2 separate regions of the Homo sapiens genome follow, and region 1 is linked to region 2. Evidence: chromatin loops called from intact Hi-C (ENCODE). Cell type or tissue: chondrocyte. All regions are shown on one strand. Links, peaks and the distances in the headings refer to the core of each region. The heading gives the core; the rest is flanking DNA. Region 1 overlaps ZNF18 (zinc finger protein 18). Region 2 overlaps MYH3 (myosin heavy chain 3).

Region 1 (8,433 bases), core at 279-8,278, 1.3 Mb before region 2:
GGAGCTCTGCGGGAATGGGAACTGGGGACAAAGACTAAATGTGTATTTCTTATTATACCACAGCTGGGTTCCCCCATACCTCACGTAATTCTAACACTCTCTGACTCTCAACACTCTTTAGCTATTGAGGATTGAGGGTAAAGTCTCCCAGCGCATTCCACCTTTAGACTAGAATGTTTGAGAAGTTATTTAAAAGATGCCTGAGTTTTCATTGGTGGCGCATATCCAGTAGAAGCACGTTAGTGGCATGTCTTGAAGGTCTCCCACGCCTGATTCGGGCCTCAGCTTTTGGTGTCTTTTGGGACGTTTCTTTCCCTGGTTCCTGCTGGACTAGAAATAAAAGCTGGTTTTCTCTTTCTCCACATCCTTAGAAATTGTCTTATGATCTGTTGTAGAGAGTAAGCTTTGTGTCTTTTAGAGATCCTTACTCTGGATTCTTCAGTAATTACTAATTAATATATGGTCTCTAGATCAGTATCCAGGTTCTAGGACAGGACATCTTATCAGAGAAGATGGAATCTCCAAGCTGCCAAGTGGGGGAAGTGGAGCCCCATCTTGAAGTGGTGCCTCAGGAGTTGGGACTTGAGAATTCATCCTCAGGGCCTGGGGAGCTTCTGAGCCACATCGTGAAAGAGGAATCTGACACAGAAGCAGAACTAGGTGAGGATGGTGCTGTGTGGTGTTCTCTTGGAGAGATTTTGGGATTGTGATTAGTAGGCCTAAGTGAGTTGAAATGGTATGCTGCTCAGATTGGCGTATCCCTGAGAGGTTTGCAAACAGGTTAGACCTAAATAAACCGCTCTTGTTTGGAGAGTCAAAGTCTGTGTTTTAAACTGCTTTATGACTGGGCCAGACCATTTGGATTTTGGCTCTGAGGAAGGAGGTGGGAGAACATATGGGTGAGACTGGAATGTTGGAGGGGGTTGGAGTGTGTCAGGGAGATAAACACAAGTCTTGAAATATAGATGGCAGTACAGGTATTGTTCAGGTATTGTTCTGATTTGTGAAGATTGTTATCTGCGCCCTCTGGGGAGTGGTTAAGGAAGACATCCAGATTCTGAAAACTTCCTCTCCTCACTTCAGCCCTGGCTGCCTCCCAGCCTGCCCGACTGGAGGAAAGGCTGATCAGAGACCAGGACCTCGGAGCCTCACTGCTCCCAGCAGCACCTCAGGTGAGCTGACGTACAAAAGCGATGAAAAGGAAACTTTTTACCTTTTATAATCTCATCCTCCTGCTTCTCTTCACCCCATTCTCCATCCTGAGGAAACCTCTGATCTGCTGTCTGTCACCATATGTTAGTTTACTTTTTCTAGAGTTTTGTAAAAATAGAATCATGCCAAATGTACTCTTATCTTTGTTCTTATGCATATAATGTGTATATATATACATATATATATATTTGCTTATTTCAGTGTATTCTCATTTTTTAAAACAATTTGATTTTGATGTGCCTTGGAGTCATTTTCACATTTCATGTAATTGGGATTTATTGAGTTTCCTAGCTCTGTGGGTGTATGGTTTTCACTAAACTTGGAAAATTTTTGGCCATTATTTCTAAAGCATTTTTTTTTCTGTCTCGCTTATTTCTCCTCTCCTTTAAGGACTTGGGAAATAATACCTGTGGAATGTGTATAATGATAATGTATATACATGTATCAGAGCTCTTCAAGTTGTCCCACAGCTTACTGATTGTTTTTCTGTTTTTGAAGTCTTGGTGTTTTATTTTGGACAATTTCTGTATGTCTTAAAGTTCATTAATCTTTTCTTTTATAGTATCTGATCTGCTGTTAATCTCATCCAGTATATTTTTCATTCTGTTATTGAAGTCTTGGTCTTTTATTTTGGACAATTTCTGTTTGTCTTCAAGTTCATTAATCTTTTCTTTTATAGTATCTGATCTGCTGTTAATCTCATCCAGTATATTTTTCATTCTGTTTTTGAAGTCTTGGTGTTTCATTTAGGACAGTTTCTATTTTGATGTCTTTAAGTTCATTAGTCTTTTCATCTCACAGCATCTAATCTGCTGTTAATCTCTTCCAGTATATTTTTCATTTTAGATGAATTTTTCACCTCTAGAAGTTTGATTTGGGGCTTTATTGTATCTTTCATGTCTATACTTAATGTGTTCAATTTTTTCTCTAGCTTCTTGAACATATGGAATATAGTTGTATTTGTATTAATATCCTTATCTACTGATTACTACCTGCATTGGTTCTGGGTCAGTTTTGATCAATGATTATTCTCATTATGAGATGTATTTTCCCACTTCTTTGTATGCCTGGTAATCTTTGTCTTTTTCGTTTGTTTTGAGACAGGGTTTCACTTTGTCTCCCAGGCTAGAGTGCAGTTGTGCAGTCATAGCTCACTGCAGCCTTGACCTCCCGGGCTCAAACCATACTCCTGCCTCAGCCTCCTGAGTAGCTAGAACTACAGGCATGTGCCACAATGCTTGGCTAATTTTTTTTTTTTTTTTTGAGACAGGGTCTTGCTGTGTTGCCTAGGCTGGAGTGCAGTGGCGCGATCTCAGCTCACTACAACCTCCGACTTCTTGGTTCAAGCAATTCTCCTGCCTCAGTCTCCTGAGTAGCTGGGATTACAGGCGTGTGCCACCATGCCTGACTAATTTTTGTATTTTTAGTAGAGATGGGGTTTCACCATGTTGACCAGGCTGGTCTCGAACTCCTGACCTCAAGTGATCCACCCAGCTGGGTCTCCCAGAGTGCTGGGATTACAGGCGGGAGCCACCATGCCCGGCCTGCTTGGCTAATTTTTAAATTTTTGTGTGTCTTACTATGTTGCCCGTGCCTGGTAATCTTTGATTGGGTATCACATTGGTGGGGTGCTATATATTTTTGTATTACTATAAATGTTCTTGAACTTTGCTATGGGGTGCAGTTATTTGGACACAGTTTATTACATGGCACCAGAGAAACATTTAGTCGAGGATTATTCTTTCCATGCTAAGGCACTTCCCTTCTGAGTATTCTGAGTAATCTGATGCCCCTTCATATACCAGGTTTTCCACTTTGCCTGGTGGAAATACGAACTGTTTCCAGCACTGTGTGAACTCAGGGGATTGTTCCCTCTGATTCTTTTGGGTGGTTATTTTCCAGACTTTGCGGGGACGCTCTGTAGATCTCTGGAGCTTTCTCTTTGTGCAGTTTCCTTCTCTCCAGTTTTTCTACCCTGTCGATTCTAAGGATCTTGGCATTTCCAGACTCTGAGCTCCTTCTGCTCAACTCAGGGAGGCTGCCTGGCTCAGCCTGGGTTTCCCTTCCTGTGCTGCTGCCTGGATCCTCTGTCTAGGCAGTAAGTTTGGATAACTAGAGCTCACTGAATTTGCTTTCCCACTTTCAGGGATCTTGTTCTGCTCTGCTTGTGTAATGTGAAATGTCTGAAAACTATTGTTTCATACATTTTGTCCCATTTTTAGTTGTTTCAGGCAGAAGGTAAATTCAACAATTCCTAATACTTCATTTTTGCTTGTACATAAAAGTCTCTGGGACAGATTTATGTTGATATTTAGTTAACAATTTTGAAAAGTTGTATTTTGTAAAAAATTTTTTTTTCACGAACCTATACATCTTAATTAAAACATCATTTAAAACGTTGAAGGAACTCCTCTTGGGACTTGCCTTGCAATCTGCTGTAGCGTGAATATGAAAATAGAGAAGGCAGTAGGTAATGCTGTGTTTCAGACCAGGGTCTGAGCTTCAGCTCTCCAGGCTCAGATATATAAAAACTAGAATACCAATTTCATAGTTTACTCTGGGGGAAGGTGGATGGGGAGGTGGCAGGGGAGAGAAATATCTTTTTAGTGAATCAAAGGTACCCTTCTGCCTGCTTTCAAGGTGCCCAGAAACCAAATTGTTAAGCAAGATGTTGCTTGGTGAAAAAGATTTGGGTGTTCTGTGGAATATGTCAACCAGGCTTGGAGGATTATTGTTGTTTCTGTAGTAGGTACAGAGTATCCTCACCTGTTCTGGATAACTTAAAGTCAAAAGATTTAAAATGCTCATCAGCACCAATTTGTTTTTTACAACCGTATTTACATATATATGTGTGTCTGTATTTCCCTACCTTCAGATGATAACTAGTTAGCAACCATTTAAGTCAAATGAACAAAAGTTGTCCCTACCCAATCTGAATATCCCCTCCAAACTAACAGCAATTATTTGCATCAGAAAGACTTTGATATTTAATGGAATCCTTTGGAAGTAAAAGGAATTTTTAAATTAATCACTCCCTCTAATCTCTTAAATAAGTGAGGAACTTCATAAATAATGCCAGAATAATGATACGGTATTACTATCAGTACACAGTAGTTATTTCATTAGTGGAAACCATGACTCGGTTGGAACCTCACATAGACTCCAGCAGTGCATTTACTCACCTTCCCCTGTTTTCAGACTTAAAGGAAAGGAACAGCGTGTAACTAAGTGTAAGTCAGTTGTAATATCTTATAAACCCACAAGATGGTGCCAGTTCCACACAAAAATAGAATTTTCCCATCAAATCCCATGTGTCTGTCTTTCAGGATAGAAAGTTAGGTTTTTCCGTCTCTTCTAAATATGAGAAAGAGGCAAGCTGGCTGCCATTGGCGTCTTGCCTCTTCAGTAGGAGGTTTTATTCGAAGTACCCAGCTTCTTGGCAGTTTCTTGAGTAAATTTGTGTTTTTAAGCTGGAGGTACCCTGTTAGTGCTCCTGAAGCAACTTTTCTGGTTTTTGAGTGAGCTGATTTTGACCCTTGGGGGTTTTGGTGGCTGTATCCTTTTCTGCCTTGTACTCTTCTTGGTAGTTACTGTTCTGGTGTTCATGGAATAGATCCTGTGTCAGCAAGCCAGGCAGCCAGGCAGATATTACTGTGCTTGGCAAGTGCATCCTTTTCTCTGCTAGCACTGAAGCCAAGGTCCATGTGTTCTGACCACAAAGACTGAGAACTCCTGTGTTCAGCAATGTTTGCTCAAGTGATTATTTTCAGGAGGTTGTTAAAATAGCTGCATTCACAGAAGATTAACAGAATAAGCTGCTAGCTGTTTATACTTTAAAAATTAAAAAATTTAAATTAAAGTTCACATTAAAAATGTGGTTATAGTTAATAGTTGACTGTGTAATTCAGTATATTGAGGTCGCTTTTCAGCTTCCTATCCTTCCCACCCAAAAAAGTCCAAACCCTCTTTCGTTTGTGTGTTTGGCTTAGCACCTGCTAATTGAACAGTTTTTGGTATCTCTTTTCTCCTTGAGCCATTTCCACTTCCCTTTGATGTGCTAGGGGGCAGACTTGACTTAGGACTGAGAGTGTATTAGTCCGTTTTCACACCGCTGATAAAGACATACCTGAGAATGGGCAGTTTACAAAAGAAAGAGGTTTAATTGGACTTACAATTCCATATGGCTGGGGAGGCCCCCAATCATGGTGGAAGGCAAGGAGGAGCAAGTCACATCTTTCAAGGATGGCGGCAGGCAAAGAGAGAGCTTGTGCAGGCAAACTCCCATTTTTAAAGCCATCGGATGTTATCTTATTCACTATGATGAGAACAGCACAGGAAAGAACTGCCCACTTGGTTCAGTTATCTCCCACCAGGTCCCTCTCACAATACATGGGAATTATGGGAGCTACAAGATGAGATTTGGGTGGGGACACAGAGCCAAATCATATCAGAGAGTGCCTTCCCCAAACAGTATATTGTGTACAGTAGGAGGATGACTTTGTAGTTCCTTTCCTCATTTCTATTCCCTGAAGCCTGGCTATTCATGTCTATCCACTTTGCGGTTTCTGAAAGTGTGCAGAATCCCTTAATTCTCTCTGCAAACCCTTGGGGTGAGACTGGGAGACTGCATGTGATGGTAATAATATATATTATCTACTGAGGACCTGTTTGCTAAGGGCTTTATTTCACCCTGGTAACATATATCAAGTGCCTCTTCTGTCCTGGACAGGGTCTTGGGAACTGGGAAGGTATTATACAATGGAGAGGATGACAGAGTCCTTTTCTCATGGAGCTTACATTGCTAGTAGAGGCAACAGTTAATCAAATACTTACATGTGTGCACATACATTTGTACATACACATAAATAGTTAATAAATGGATAAATACTATAAATAAAAAAAGTACAGTGTGCTATGAAAACAGGTGACACTTGCATTATTTATCTCAAACCTCACAACACTTTTTTGAGTTCAGTGCCATCATTAGGTGAGGCCTGAAACTCTGGAAGGTTAAATAACTTGCTCAAGGTTGCACAGCTAGAAAGTGGCAACGTTGGGACTTAAAACTCAGTACGTCTGACTCCAAAAAATGGGCTGCTAATCCCTTTGCTATACAATCTGAGTTTCTAATAGTCAGCTTCTTGGTAGAAGACTGAAATTTGAATTCATGAAAGCAGACCCTAGCTGTATGGTATTCCCAGTTTTGAGTCTCCAGTCTGTCGTTTCATAGGAAAAGCAGGGCTTCTTTTGGAGATTGGGACACCTTGCTCCAGAGAACCTACCAGTTTTCCACTATCTGGAAAGAAAACTAATTTAATGTTAGACTCTAAATGCAGAACTTTAAGATATTTCAAGTATGGCTATAACATCTCTCTCTTCTCTGAATATACCAATCTTTGTTTCAGGGTGAAGCTTACAATGCAGTTGACTCTTAACTACATCTTACTGATTCGCACTTGCTTTTCCAACAGATTCCTTTTTAACTTCTTTCTTTGCTTTTTGAATTTCCTGATTTTAATTAAATAGTGGGACTATCAGACTCTTCCTCCTCAAAGACGTCTAGTACAAGCACTTGAGTTAAAAAACAAAAACAAAAACAAAAAACAAATAGTACCGGCCAGGCAAGGTGGCTCACACCTGTAATCCCAGCACTTTAGGAGGCCAAGGCGGGCAGATCACAAGGTCAGGAGATCGAGACCATCCTGATGGTGAAACCCCATCTCTACTAAAAATACAAAAATTAGCCAGGCACGGTGGCATGTGCCTATAGTCCAAGCTTCCTCGGGAAGCTGAGGCAGGAGAATCGCTTGAACCTGGGAGGTGGAGGTTGCAGTGAGCAGAGATTGCTCCACTGCACTCCAGCCTGGGCGACAGAGTGAGATTCCATCTAAAAAAAAAAAAAAACCCAAATAAAAACAAATAGTATGGAAAAGGCTCCTGCCCTCTATACGTTCTCCACTTTTAAATAATTCACCTGAAGAGGTGCAGAATGTAAAGCCTAGATGTTTTCTTACCAAGGAAAGAAACACTGATATAGGGACTGTTGTTTTCCCTTTGGCCTCTTTGTCCCTTGAACCACTCTGCTGGGATTTCTCAGGTCTTGCGATGGCCAGGATCCTATGGCACGTTTCTGTCTTCTCAGCTTTCCTTTAGGCAGGGAAGGCAGGTTCAAACACCTTCATTGGAGTCATGGTATTGTATTGCTTTTTTTTTTTTTTTTCCAGGAACAGTGGAGACAACTGGATTCCACTCAAAAGGAGCAATACTGGGATCTCATGCTGGAGACCTATGGGAAAATGGTCTCAGGAGGTGAGGGTGTGGGTTAGTCTGATGGAAGGAGGTAGAAGGACTGGAAAACTGTGAGGCATTTTCCATGCACTTATAGAGACATCTGCTGAACTGAAAATCGCCAGGTGAAAGAAATCGTTAGGGACACAGTTGGGAACTGGGGCAAGTTGGAGCTAGCAGAATTAACAGTAAGAACTTCCTTGTATTGAAAGTATTCCGTGTGCCAGGAACTGTTTGTGGGTACATTGCACGGAGTAACTTCTTTAATCTATGAAATTGATGATGGTATTCTCATTTTAAGCCTGATGAAAGTGAGTGTCAGATCAAATACTTACCCACTGCCACATAGCTCATAAGTGGGCTGAGTTATGATGGAACTCAGCTGTGGCTGGTTCTGAGTCCATGCTCTTTTCTACTAAACCACACTTGTCAACCAACCATTGGTGGGATCCCCATCATGATTCTCACACCAGCCTGCCAGGTAGTCTACAGACCTTTCTGTCCACCTGCCTAGACTCTTCTTTTCATGGCCTTTACCATCTGTCAAGGTCATCCTGTGAGTACTGGTGTCTTACAAGCTCCACACACTGTTCTAAGGTGAGTTTCTGCAAGTGTCCAGAGCCTTCATATTTTCCCTCATGCGTAGGGTGCTCCTTTGAAAGACACAGCTTGAGCTCCCAGTCTTCCCTATTCATCCAGGCCCACCATACATCTTTCTCTCTATAGCAGGCATTTCCCATCCCAAATCTGACCTGACTAATTCAATAGAATTTGGGGAAGAGCTGGCAGGAATATACCTTCATGTCAATGAGAAGATCCCAAGACCCACCTGCATAGGTGAGTAATCTTTCATTGGTCTGGAATCATTTCTGACTGCCTGTCATTAAATTGGAGGTGATTGGGGAGGTGGTGAAGGAGGTCAGGGGAGGCAGA
Region 2 (8,229 bases), core at 230-8,229:
TGCATCATGTAGGGCCCCGCATGCCAAGGTGACGAGTTTTGGATTTAATGCAAGTTAGAATATGCAAAACGGATATGGATGTTTTCATGGATCAAAACCAAAAACTGATCATTTTATATAGTTCAGCCTAATACAGCAAGAACGATGAGAAGCCACTGGCTGGTTTTTTTTTTTTTTTTTTGAGATGGAGTCTTGCTATGTTGCCCAGGCTGGAGTGCAGTGGTGTGATCTCGGCTCACCACAACCTCTGCCTCCCGGGTTCAAGCGATTCTCCTGCCTCAGCCTCCCGAGTAGCTGCGACTACAGGTATGCACCACCATGTCCGGCTATTTTTATATTTTTAATAGAGACAGGGGTCACTTTGTTGGCCAGGCTGGTCTCAAACTCCTGACCTCGTGATCTGCCTGCCACAGCCTCCCAAAGTGCTGGGATTACAGGCATGAGCCACTGCACCCGGCTGCCACTGGCTGATTCTGAGTGGAGACTTGCCCTCTCTGAGTCTCAGTCTCAAGAAGGAGGCTTTCGATATTGACCAAAGGATACAGCTGGAAAGGAGAAATCGGTGCTGGTGATCTGTCCCATAGAATGGTGACTCCGATAAGTAATAATGCATTGTATATTTCAAAATCCCTAAAATAGTATATTTTAAATGTTTTCTCCACAAAAAAATAAGTATGTGAGGTGACGGATTTGTTAATTAGCTTGATTTAATCATTCTGCCATATAAACATATATCAAATCATCATGTTGTACCCTACAAATATATACAAATATTGTTTGTCAATTAAAAATAAAATAAAATAAAAAGCAGATGGAGGCTCTTCAGATTCCCACCTAAAGGCTAAACAAAAAATGTAAAGGAAGAGGAATTGTGCAATTTAACTCTGGCTACTTGAGAGTTGGGTAGAATCGGGAAGCTCTTTTTCTATTGCCATCAACTCTATTTTATTTTTTCCTCTGGCAGATCGTGAAAACCAGTCCATTCTGATCACGTAAGTATCCATGGCATAGAGTGGTTTCATAGCTGTGCCACTGGCTCTATTCTGTTCATTAGAAAGTGTTTGGAGCAGAGTCTATAATAAAAAGATCAGGCTGGGCGCGGTGGCTGACACCTGTAATCCCAGCACTTTGGTAGGCTGAGATGGGCGGATCACGAGGTCCAGGAGATCGAGACCATCCTGGCTAACACGGTGAAACCCTGCCTCTACTAAAAAAAATACAAAAAAATTAGCTGGGTGTGGTGGCGGGCACCTGTAGTCACAGCTACTCAGGAGGCTGAGGCAGGAGAATGGCGTGAACCCAGGAGCCGGAGCTTGCAGTGAGCCGAGATCGCGCCACTGCACTCCAGCCTGGGCAGCAGAGTGAGATTCTGTCTCAAAAAATAAAAAATAAAAGAGAAAAATAAATAAATAAAAAATAAAAAGATCGATTTGGGGATGGGGAGGAAGGTCTGCATAAGGCCTCAGAAAAATGGAATTACCCATCCTTGGGTCAGCTGAGCAAGTGCCTGTGGCACCTGTGCCCTGGGCGTCTGCCTTCTCAAGTGGTCTGTCACATTAGTGTGGTGAGTGTGTGTCAGAGATGGCTCAGACCATGCCCAGGCCTCAGTATGACATCCTGAAAAGCCTGTTTATACTAACAGACTTGTTTCTTTCTCTCTCTTTTGATCACTCTGTACAGCGGAGAATCCGGGGCAGGAAAGACTGTGAACACCAAACGGGTCATCCAGTACTTTGCAACAATTGCAGCTACTGGGGACCTGGCCAAGAAGAAGGACTCCAAAATGAAGGTATAGATGGGAGAGGAAGGCTTGCTTTGCTTCCACTTTTAACTGTGGTCTTAACCTCAGAATGAGGGGGCCAAATGTCCTCACATTCCCCCCTCTTCAGAGAATGGAGAACAGGCTAGGATTTACTATCTTGAAGGACAGCCAGTCACCTTAGACAACGCAGTGTCAAGTTGGTCTTGTAGGACTAGATCCCGGGATTTCTTAGAAGACAAGGCTCTAGGGCTAAACTTCAGAGGTCAATCTGCAGACGGCTCAGAGAGCTTGTTCTTTTGTGGAAGAATCACATATACCAATGTGAGTGACTCACAGCATATCCTGGGCTTTTGAAACAAATGTATTACAGCAGCATGAAATGAATACGGACAACTGACTGGAGAATCAAGGGATTGAAGTGTTAAAGGAATGCTCAGTCAAGAGATCCCCAACTGTAGTGCCAAATATAACAAAATGGCAAAAGTGTTTTGAGTAAGACATGCTGCTGATTTGGTTGGTCCTAGGATTGGAAAGTCAAGGAGGGTGGGGCTTTATCAGGGCAAGCCAGAGTCACAGAGTGGGTGAGCATTTTTTACTGTCATTCTGTGGCTTAAAAACATGTTTCCTCAGGCTGGGCTCGGTGGCTCACGCCTGTAATCCCAGCACTTTGGGAGGCCGAGGCGGGTGGATCACCTGAGGTTAGGAGTTCGAGACCAACCTGACCAATATGGAGAAACCCCATCTCTACTAAAAATACAAAATTAGCCGGGCATGGTAGTGCATGCCTGTAGTCCCAGGTACTCGGGAGGCTGAGGCAGGAGAATCACATGAACCCGGGAGGTGGAGGTTGCAGTAAGCCAAGATCGTGCCATTGCACTGCAGCCTGGGCAACAAGAGTGTAACTCCATCTCAAAAAAAAATGTTTCCTCTTCTTCCCTCAATTTCTTGCATTAGGGGACTCTGGAAGATCAAATCATCAGTGCCAATCCCCTGCTGGAGGCCTTTGGGAACGCCAAGACTGTGAGGAATGACAACTCCTCCCGTTTTGTGAGTCTGAGTTTGGTTAAGATGGAATTTGCTTTGTGCCTCACAAAATAGGCAAGAGCCCTGTCCTCAAAGAGTGTAGAGACCAGAGGCAACAGATGATGAAAAACAAAACAACCCAACAAGACCATTTCAGATAAAGATAAATTCAGACCAAGTTCAATGAACAGCGTGTGTAAGAGAGGAACTGGGGGCCAGGCTTGCTTTAGGCAGGGTGGGCAGGGAAGACCTCTCTGTGGGGCTGGCACGGGAGCTGAGAGCCGCAGTATGAGAAAGAGCCCAACTTGAAATGACAGGAAGGAGGGGGAACGAAGGAAGGGCCAGGGCAGTCCCTGACATGGGGGAGGGCCTGGTGCAGTCAGGGCACCTACAGAGGGTCTGTGTGGTTGTAGGGAGGAGGGCAGGGGGGCCAGTTCCATGAGATGAGGTGGAAGAGAGAGAGACCTGGTCATGTGGGAGCCACAGGCCATGAGAAGGAGTTTGGATTCCTTTTGAAGTGTAACAGGAAGCTACTGAGGGATTCTATAAGCCAGGGAGTGATATGGTTTGATTTACACCTTGAAACAATCACTGTAGTTGCTTTGTTGACTAGATACGTTGAAGTGGGGGATGAGCATAGAATAAAAGGGATAAATAAAAGGAAATAAGGAAAACCCCAAACTGGAAGAAGAAGAAGGGAGAAGAGGAAGGACATATCTAATTTCAAACTGTAGGGGGTGCTGGGCACGGTGGCTCACGCCTGTAATCCCAGCACTTTGGGAGGCCGAGGCGGGCGGATCACGAGGTCAAGAGATCGAGACCATCCTGGCCAACATGGTGAAACCCCGTCTCTATTAAAAATACAGAAATTAGCCAGGTGTGGTGGCACGTGATTGTAGTCCCAGCTACTCAGGAGGCTGAGGCAGGAGAATCACTTGAACCCGGGAGGCAGAGGTTGCAGTGAGCCGAGATCACGCCACTGCACTCCAGCCTGGTGACAGAGCGAGACTCCGTCTCAAAAACATAACAAAACAAAACAAAACAAAACAAAAATTTTAGGGGGACTAGGCTCCTACTCAAATTACCCATAAGATGAATAGGAACTATTGGGCCATGGTAGAATCTGGTCTCCCCCTGAATCCCGCCCCATACAGGGCAAGTTCATCCGAATCCATTTTGGAACCACTGGGAAGCTGGCCTCTGCAGATATTGAAACTTGTAAGTAGATCCATGGGGATTCGATGGCGTCTCAGAGTTAACTGGGAACAGTTTGAAAGAGAGTCCTGTGTTTGTGTTCCAGATCTTCTGGAAAAATCAAGAGTCACTTTCCAGCTGAAGGCTGAAAGAAGCTACCACATCTTCTACCAGATTCTTTCTAACAAGAAGCCTGAGCTCATAGGTGAGGAAGTCACCAGTGGGGCTGGTCTTTTAGGTAGTTTGACTCTGATCACTAGACCAAGGAGAGTTGTATCTACGTAGAGTGACTCTACAGTCAACAGGGAAAGTTTATTTTATTTTATTTATTTATTTTGAGATAGGGTCTCACTCTGATGCCCAGGCTGGGGTGCAGTGGCACAAGCACAGCTCACTTGTAGTCTTGACCTTTCTGGGTTCAAGTAATCCTCCAGCCCCAGCCTCCCGAGTGGCTGCGACTACAGGTGCATGCCCCCACACCAGGCTACCTTTTGTGTTTTTTGTAGAGATGAGGTTTCACCATGTTGCCCAGGTTGGTCTTGAACTCCTGGGCTCAAGCAATTTGCCCGACTCGGCCTCCCACAGTGCTGGGATTATAGGTGTGAGCCACTGCACTTTGCCAGGAAAAGCTTATTTTAGAAATGGGATGTGGCTATCTGGGCAGTGACATGCCAATTTGAAAACCTAATCAAATGGAGGGCAACAAGATTAGACCACTCCTGACCAGCTCTGGTTTATAAAAACCTTCTGAGCAACTGAACACCTAACTGTCCTTTGGCGCCCCCTTGTGTTCTGGCACAGAAACAACCTATGGCCAAATGCGACGCCAAAGCAAACAGAATAATCAAGCCCACGGAGGCACTGCACACTGCCCCTTGTCTGCCCCTCACAGAGGTCTCCATGCACACTGCTTCTTTGCTCTTTGGCTGTATTTGCTCAGCCTTCTGGTCTCCAGCTTGGAAACAGGCTGCTGCTTTTCAACAGATTTTAGAAAAGGCTATGATTATACCAAACCACCTGGGTTGGCTCTCGTCCTGACCCGCACTCAGCCAGTTTTCCCTATTAACTTCTCCCAGCCGACACTGATATGCACCATTAGCGTGCAAGGCAAGGGAATTTAAAGGTTCTCTCTAGGGTCCTTCATCTCCATTGTGTGGGAGACTGAAAAGTCTTCCCTGGACTATATTTTCCATGACAGCCTGAGTATTGTGGAACTGTCTAAAAGATTTTTAATTCTAAGTTCAATTTAGGATCCAGCGGTAAAAGTTCCAGCCCAGGGTGCAGGAGCTCAAGTCCACTGGGTGGGTTTTTTCTTTGCATCTGCATAACCTCCTGGAACTATTTGTCATTTCAGAGCTGCTGCTTATTACGACCAACCCTTACGACTACCCGTTCATTAGCCAGGGGGAGATCCTGGTGGCCAGCATAGATGATGCAGAGGAGCTGCTGGCTACAGACGTAAGTGGAACCAACAGAAGGGGTGGGTGTTCCTCCTCCATCACTGGGGCCAACTGACTGACGTGCTGCCCTTTCCATGCCAGAGCGCCATTGACATCCTGGGCTTCACCCCAGAAGAGAAATCTGGGCTCTACAAGCTGACGGGAGCCGTGATGCACTACGGGAACATGAAGTTCAAGCAGAAGCAGCGAGAGGAGCAGGCCGAGCCGGATGGCACAGAAGGTACAAAATCAGTGTGACAGCAAACCAGAGCGGGTGGCTGATCTGCTGAGGTCACTTGGTACTGCTTTTGAAAGCAATTAATCCAGCCAGGCACAGTGGCTCACACCTGTAATCCCAGCACTTTGGGAGGCTGAGGGGGCCAGATCACCTGAGGTCAGGAGTTCGAGACCAGCATGGCCAACATGGTGAAACCCCATCTCTACTAAAAAAAATTAGCTGGGCATGGTGGAGCATGCCTATAATCCCAGCTACTCAGGAGGCTGAGGCACGAGAGTCAGACAGAGTTTTGCTCTGTCATCCAGGCTAGAGTGCAGTGGCATGATCTCAGCTCACTGCAACCTCTGCTGCCTGGGTTCAAGTGATTCTCCTGCCTCAGCCTCCCGAGTAGCTGGGATTACAGGCACACACCACCGCGCCTGGCTAACTTTTTTGTATTTTTAGTAGAAACGGGGTTTCACCATGTTGGCCAGGCTCAAACTCCTGACCTCAAATGATTCGCCTGCCTTGGCATCCCAAAGTGCTGTGATTACGGGTGTGAGCCACTGTGCCCTGCCGGCATGAGAGTTTCTTGAACCCAGGAGGCAGAGGTTGCAGTGCACTGAGATCGTGCCACTGCACTCCAGCCTGGGCAACACAGTAAGACTGTCTCAAAAAAAAAAAAATGGATGGAAGCGATTAATCCTTCCATCTGGAGAAGTGAATGACCCTTTCTGGGCCTCCGATGCCCATAGCTATTGTTACCACTCGCTTTTCCTGAATCACTCGAATAGTCTTGTTTCAGATGCAGTGAGGGATGACCAGGGCTTTCTGAGACCCAGCCCTGGCTTTTCATAAAGTCCATTATATTCTCTGAGTGACTTAGCTTCCATTGGCCATGTATATGCAGTTTAGCCACAGGGAATGCACAATGTACCAAGATGAACTTAACCAACCTTTGAAACTTCTGGATGATTTTCAAAGCAGCTCTTCTACTTTTCTAAGCACTGTCCTTGTTTTCTTGCCAGTGGCTGACAAAACAGCCTATCTGATGGGCCTGAACTCTTCGGACCTCCTAAAAGCTTTGTGCTTTCCTAGAGTGAAAGTTGGGAATGAGTACGTTACCAAAGGTCAAACTGTGGATCAGGTAACAGCTTCAAGGCCGGGAAAGGGTGCAGGACCCTGCTGGCCACTTCCTTCATATCCAGTAGCTGATCTTTCCCCTGATAGGTTCACCATGCTGTGAATGCTCTTTCAAAATCAGTTTATGAAAAGTTGTTCTTGTGGATGGTCACTCGCATTAACCAGCAACTGGATACGAAGCTTCCAAGACAACACTTCATTGGTGTTTTGGACATTGCAGGCTTTGAAATCTTTGAGGTTTGTGTTACTTATATTCATATTTTCATATGGCTTCATATGAGGGAAATTGGTTTCATGATCCTAAAGGGAAGATAGCAAGATGGCGGCTGTCTTAGTTTCCTGTAAGAAACTAGATGGAGAGTGGATGGAATAGAGGAGCGGTACTTATTGGAAGGGTTTGTATTAGGGTTTTTTGTTTGTTTTTTTTTTTTGAGACTGAGTTTCACCCTGTCACTCAGGCCAGAATGCAGTGGCGCCATCTCGGCTCACTGCAACCTCTTCCTGAGTTCAAGTGAACCTCCTGCCTCAGCCTCCTGAATAGCTGGGATTACAGGCGTGTGCCACCATGCCTGGCTAATTTTTGTATTTTTAGTAGAGATGGGGTTTCACCATGTTGGCTAGGCTGGTCTCGAACTCCTGACCTCAAGTGATCCATCCGCCTCGGCCTCCGAAAGTGTTGGGATTACAGGCATGAGCCACCGCACCTGGCTGGGTTTGTATTATTTTAAAAGAGGAGAAGATGTCTATCAAGTGGAATTTTAAAGGACATTTTCAAATGGATAAAAGAAAAAAAATTAAATGCAATCACTGATTTAGGGACTGCCATCAAATAGATACAGAGAATTTGATAAGTTAATCACGCACTATTTTCTATAAATATCCCACTGGTTCTGTGTTAGACCGTGCATAGCCGCGGCTGGGCATGGTGCCTCATGCCTGTAATCCCAGCACTTTGGGAGGCTGAGGCAGGCAGATCGCAAGGTCAAGAGATCAAGACCATCCTGGCCAACATGGTGAAACCCCGTCTCTACTAAAAATACAAAAATTAGATGGGTGTGGTGGCGTGCGCCTGTAGTTCCAGCCACTCTGGAGGCTGAGGCAGGAGAATCATTTGAACCTGGGAGGCGGAGGTTGCAGTGAGCCGAGATGGTGCCATTGCACTCCAGCCTGGTGACAGAGCAAGACTCCGTCTCAAAAAAAAAAGAAAAAAAAAAGTGCATAGCCACTCATCAAAGTGTATATTTAGGTTTCCCAGGTACAAGACATACAGGTGAAAAAAACAGATGAGCTTGTAGTCTAGTAGAGAAGAAATAGAAGTCTATATGGCACATTGAAGAGTAACTACAAAATAAAGTACACAAGAGATGCCCAGACCTTGGGAACTCAGGAAAGGGAGAAACACCTTCTAATTGGAAGTTTACAGAAGACGCCAAGGAGGAGATGCGGTCTGA

What was found. Hi-C counts contacts between places; a loop is a spot of excess contacts. Peaks named below come from ENCODE experiments on the same cell type or tissue, not always from the same donor. Only the 100,000 strongest peaks of a DNase experiment are listed, where the experiment ranks them.
Region 1: a loop joins it to region 2, with 5 times the contacts of the local background. A loop is called at or near these places in 6 of 110 quality-filtered maps.

Annotation. Positions count from the first base shown.
Region 1 is chr17:11,983,201-11,991,633 of GRCh38, reverse strand. It overlaps ZNF18 (zinc finger protein 18), which reads left to right. Exons shown (of 7, transcript NM_001303281.2): 3 at 471-660; 4 at 1,084-1,172; 5 at 7,437-7,521; 6 at 8,227-8,337. Among named protein-coding and RNA genes, the nearest start is that of ZNF18, 10 kb to the left of the region's middle. RefSeq lists an enhancer at 1-343. In chondrocyte, for the core only: CTCF peaks have their summits at 4,274 and 4,498 (motif pointing right); no DNase peak of the experiment used is centred there.
Region 2 is chr17:10,643,137-10,651,365 of GRCh38, reverse strand. It overlaps MYH3 (myosin heavy chain 3), which reads left to right. Exons shown (of 41, transcript NM_002470.4): 6 at 965-992; 7 at 1,681-1,789; 8 at 2,717-2,809; 9 at 3,940-4,003; 10 at 4,086-4,184; 11 at 5,334-5,437; 12 at 5,521-5,659; 13 at 6,664-6,782; 14 at 6,866-7,015. Among named protein-coding and RNA genes, the nearest start is that of MYH3, 10 kb to the left of the region's middle. In chondrocyte, for the core only: a CTCF peak has its summit at 4,767 (motif pointing left); no DNase peak of the experiment used is centred there.